Regions from separate parts of the Homo sapiens genome. Here region 2 is linked to region 1. A link is an interaction called in ENCODE POLR2A ChIA-PET data of the cell type or tissue named here. Cell type or tissue: CD4-positive, alpha-beta T cell. All regions are shown on one strand.

Region 1 (2,500 bases):
AAGCCTCAAAATAATCCCACAGAACACTTGGGACATTTAAATAACTGTACCTTATAATTTATTTACAATTTTTAAATAAAAGGATGCCATCTGATTATATCCCCTTCTTCCCATTATGGACTCACTTGATGGGAAAAGGCCAGTCCTGCCATGGGGACCCTCAGGGTGTCCGTCACCACAGGAGTAGGGGTCTGAAAATGTGCCTTTGTGACAGTAAACACACACTGTGCACAGACACACACAGAGACAGGAGAAACAAAAAAAAAAAAAAAAAAGAAAAGGGACTTGAGAAAGAAGTGAAGAAACTCTGGAAGGGGCAGTAGCAAGAGAGGCCAGAACTGACACTGGAGTCAGGAGTGAAGCAGGGCAAGGGCGTGGGGCTGTCTTTCCAAAGGGACAACTTGGAAGATTCCTAGAGTGATGTTTATTTCAGGGCATTCCATGTATGCCTGTGTCCCTGATAAGCAGTTAGAAAACAAAGCTGAGGTGAGCTGGCTACAACTTGGCAAAACAGAGAAACTTGAGTCAACCATTAGTCTGTCTCTACTCAAAAAAGACAGGAAGTCAGACAGCAGCTTCCAACAGAAAGGTCTGACTGCAGATGCAAGGTGTGCTGAAGATGAGTAAGGATGCGGGGCTTGTAATGTTCAACTGAAAGCCTTTTTCAGGAAACCCAGAATCTGCAGGACAGTTTCAAACAGCTGAAGGGGTGGCTGGAACTTGAAGAAGCTCAGATGCATGCTTCCTACGTCATTCCAGGGAAGACAAGTGGGTGTGCAGGGGTGTGTGTATGCGTTCTTACAGTCCCTGATGGCATAGGTGAACCTGATGAAGTAAAAAGCTGGGGGCATGTTGAAAACTCTTATGATTTCAAAGCTACTTAAGGGCATAATGATTATGGTCATGATGATTATTTTGGGTCTTACTGTTCCATTTTTTTTTTTTTTTTTTTTTTGAGATGGAGTCTCACTCTGTCGCCCAGGCTGGAGTGCAGTGGTGCGATCTTGGCTCACTGCAATGTCCACCTCCCAGGTTCACGCCATTCTCCTGCCTCAGCCTCCTAAGTGGCTGAGACTACAGGTGCCCGCCACCAAGCCTGGCTAATTTTTTTGTATTTTTAGTAGAGACGGGGTTTCACCGTGTTAGCCAGGATGGTCTCGATCTCCTGACCTCGTGATCCGCCCACCTCGGCCTCCCAAAGTGCTGGGATTACAGGTGTGAGCCACCGCGCCTGGACTGTTCCAGTTTTAAACCTGACCGATTAGCTAATTAATGCTTAGAACTAGAGGCAGGACCTTAGGCCACACAGTAGGTTCATTTCTAGACTCAACTCTGTGCCCAAATGGCACAACGATCCTTATACTGTTGGCAAAACCAACAACATCACATTAACATGTATTTACTGGACTCCAGCAAAAGCTCCAATAGAAGTTGCTGAATTGAGTAATTATGCAAGTCACTAAGAAAAATACTACATTATTAACAGGAATAATATTAACAGGAATGAGGAGAAATGATAGCAAATGACTGTCTCTCTACTGCCAAGAGAAATTAGGTTCAAAATTGAGTATTTTTGTACCAAATTGTACCAGCCTTGATCAGAGGTCCCCAGGGAGTAATGATGACAGGGCTCACTTATGGAGTGCAGACTGTTGATAAGAATTTGGTGTGATCTAGTTTTAAATTGCAATAAGACACAATAAGAGACAGTTACCATTAAAAAGATAGCCTCTAGTCACACAGGCATACAAACTTTGATGCAAACACCAGGTGCAGAAACTACTAAACTTCCATTTACTTTTAGGTTCAACTTTCCATTGTATCAGGGAAACAGACAAACTGATTTGGTTAAGGCCTAGTCTCACCATCCCTCATATCTCGCAAGTTACAACTTTATTATTTATGAATCTATTACTTGTAAAACAGAACTGCTTACTGAAATTTAAATTTGACATATCTTTTAGAACAGCTGGGATGAGCTTATAAAAATAAAAAGAAAAATATTAGACATATCTACAAGTTAATTACCTAAAAACAACAACAACAACAAAAAACCCTGCTTCTATTAATGTGCACTAGGAAGAAAGTAGGTCTTTGTCTGCTTTTTTTGTCAATGCTACTCTGTGTCAGTAAGCATACAAGAAGCTCCCCTGACCAGATCACTGCTGACATTCATGCCTACATATGTTCATGAGAGCAGGGGAATGACAATTCTCAAACCCCCAAACTAAACTGTTCTGGCAACTTTAGAACAAGAATCTCTTTCACCCAAAACAAACTAGGACAATAGAAACAATAGTGATCCATGGATTCTACAACATCAATCACAGACATTAACTCCTGCTTTTGAAACAGATTACAACTGTGAGTTTATTATTTTATTTTTTTTTGAGACAGGATCTCGCTCTGTCACCCAGGCTGGAGGGCAGTGGTGCGATCTCAGCTCACTACAGCTTCAACCTCCCAGGCTCAGGCGATCCTCCCAGATCAGCCTTCCAAG
Region 2 (2,500 bases), 800 kb after region 1:
ATCCTCCAACCTCAGCCTCTTCAGTAATTGGGACTACAGGCATGTCCCACCATGCATGGCTAATATATTTATTTTTAGTAGAGACGGGGGTCTCACTATGTTGCCCAGGCTGATCTTGAACTCATGGACTCATGTGATCCTCTCAAAGTGCTGGGATTACAGGCATGAGCCAGCATGCCCAGCCTAGGAACTCATCTTAGGTACAAAAACTGGACCTGTGTGAACAGAGGTCTGTTGGAGGGGTAACAGACAGGGTCCACTGAGGTCAGAGGGCAGCTGTTGAGCAGGATGGAAGTGGGAATATGAGGCACAGGTGGGACTCGGGCATACTAGGAGCAGATTTGTAAATACCCTGAGTGTGGGTCCTCACTGCTTCCATGCTTTGGGCCTAACAAGCCTCTCTGCCACCTCAATGGGGTAAAGCTCTTTGTGACCTGTTCTACAGGTCCTGACTCTGGCCTATTCTCCTCCAGCTTCTAGAAGATGCCATGCCTCCTGGGTCAGGTAGCCCTAATGCTGAACCTCTCTGAGTTCCGCTCAGCAGGGGCCCAAATTACTAACTCTCACAATTGGTAACCTGATCCCTGGGCCCCATCTCTTACCTGTCCAGGTCATAGAGGGTATGAGAATTCTCCGTCACTACTTCCACACCAGCCTCCTTGGCCATCTTCATGATGGCTGCATCCCGTTCTTTCCCAAAGGGTTCAGAGTCATATTCAAAGGTCAAGCGGGTCACTCCCCATTCCTGTGGGGAGAGGATCTGTTATGCTCAACACTGTGTTTGGGGAGGAGGGGGAAGCTGGACTCTCAGTTCCTTCCTGGGAGAGAACAGAGCTAGTCTAGAGACCTATCTGATGGGCAGCAGAAAAAACTAGGAACAGGGATTTGATCTGGAAAGCAAACAAGCTGAGGTTCAGAAAGTTTGAGGAGGGCAGGCAGTGTGGCGAAGCCAACAGCACAGCAACAGTGGAGTTGGGAGAGAGGTAGGCAGCCTTGTGCACTTGCTGTGTCCTTGAGGTAGGAGAATGCAGCAGGAGGCCATAAATACAACGCTCCTGGGAAACCCCCAGTCCCAGAGAGTGGCACTGACTCACAGGTGGGACAGGACCACAGCCTTCTGCCTGCTCAGCAAGCTTTTCCCAGAGCTCCTCACAGCCCTGCAGACTTGTGGCCTAGTTTTCTTGGCAGAGTTGTGCTATGTGAAGTGTCTTAATTGTTTCCACAGCAACACTCCTGAGGCCAATAGCAAACAGAGCTAATAGGTTCCAGCCCTGAGAGAGTCAGGAAAGGGGAAGCGATCCTTAGTCTGGAGGTCAGAGGAAACTGACCAGAGGGGCTACATGTTGAAAAGGAGGAAGTTCTTTCCTAAGCCTTTAGTCATTTCTGGTAGGAATTTCTAGATCTCATAGCAAGCTGGCCCAGTGAATGGTTGTACAGTCAACCCACAGAAAGCCCTAGAGCATGCAACTTGCAAGAAGAAAAACACATTCTCCAAAGTCTCTGGTCATAGTCTCTGAAAGCTCTGAACCACAGGGGCAAATGTCCTAGCCATGCACAGGCTGGTCTGGTCCTGACTCAGCCCTGCCCGGGGACTGGGTCCTTAGCAGGGCCAGTTATCCCTCATTCGAGGATATCAGCATTAAACATTGATTGAGCCCTTGCTATATGCCAGGTACCATGCTTATAGTTCATATAGGTTACATCACTGAATACTCATTGTAACCTGTGAATAACAATATTATTAAATTACATTTTCTCCAAGAAGCCTTCTTGACCTCCTCCTTCAATATAATTCTTCTGCACCTTGTCTTTTTTCCACTGCAGCATGTATTATATGACAATGATACACTTGCCTGTTTCCCCTATTAGTGTGAACTCTCAGAGCAGAAACCATGTTGTCTCACTCATCATCATTACCCTTATACCTAGTATGGGGCCTAGTACCTAGCAGAAGCTCAATAAAAATACATTACATGACTGAATGGATGACCTAGCTATATCTCTGGGATATAAGTGGGTTGGCCTCTGAGTTGCTGGGGGAGAAAAAGGGCAATGTCGAGGGGAGAAGGGAGGCAAATGTATTTATATGGTATGGTGGGTAAGGATACAGCTCTAGAGTCAGAATCCAAGATCGTCACTTATTAACTTCACAACCAATGACTGTTTCCTCTCCTGTAAATCGGGATAGCAGTAGCCACCTCTTAGGCCTGCTGTGAGGAAGAACTCAGTTGATGTAAACAAGCACTGGGAACAGCGCTTGACTCATAGGCAGCCCTCAATGAATGTGGGCAATTACTAGCACTGTGTGATTTGTACATGTATGCACAATTATGTGTGGGGTTACGGGGAGGGGAATTGAAGGATGATGTATTCACTAAGCTGTTTGCCTTGACATGACTTTTCCTTTTGTCTCGGAGTTAGGGTGGGGAGGGGCATGACAATCATTGTGTGCTGCTGAGGGTGATGGCAGTCTGTCCCACAGCCCTCTGTCCATGAGTTC

What was found. Peaks named below come from ENCODE experiments on the same cell type or tissue, not always from the same donor. Only the 100,000 strongest peaks of a DNase experiment are listed, where the experiment ranks them.
Region 2: POLR2A ChIA-PET joins it to region 1 with 5 read pairs; 3 of 35 experiments call an interaction of 5 or more read pairs at or near these places.

Annotation. Positions count from the first base shown.
Region 1 is chr11:46,661,721-46,664,220 of GRCh38, reverse strand. ATG13 (autophagy related 13) reads right to left here. Exons shown (of 19, transcript NM_001346311.2): 12 at 126-224. Among named protein-coding and RNA genes, the nearest start is that of ARHGAP1, 38 kb to the left of the region's middle. In CD4-positive, alpha-beta T cell, no CTCF peak of the experiment used is centred here; no DNase peak of the experiment used is centred here.
Region 2 is chr11:45,856,976-45,859,475 of GRCh38, reverse strand. It overlaps CRY2 (cryptochrome circadian regulator 2), which reads right to left. Exons shown (of 12, transcript NM_021117.5): 3 at 603-745. Among named protein-coding and RNA genes, the nearest start is that of CRY2, 11 kb to the right of the region's middle. RefSeq lists enhancers at 1-170, 1-363. In CD4-positive, alpha-beta T cell, no CTCF peak of the experiment used is centred here; a DNase peak (open chromatin) is centred at 1,225.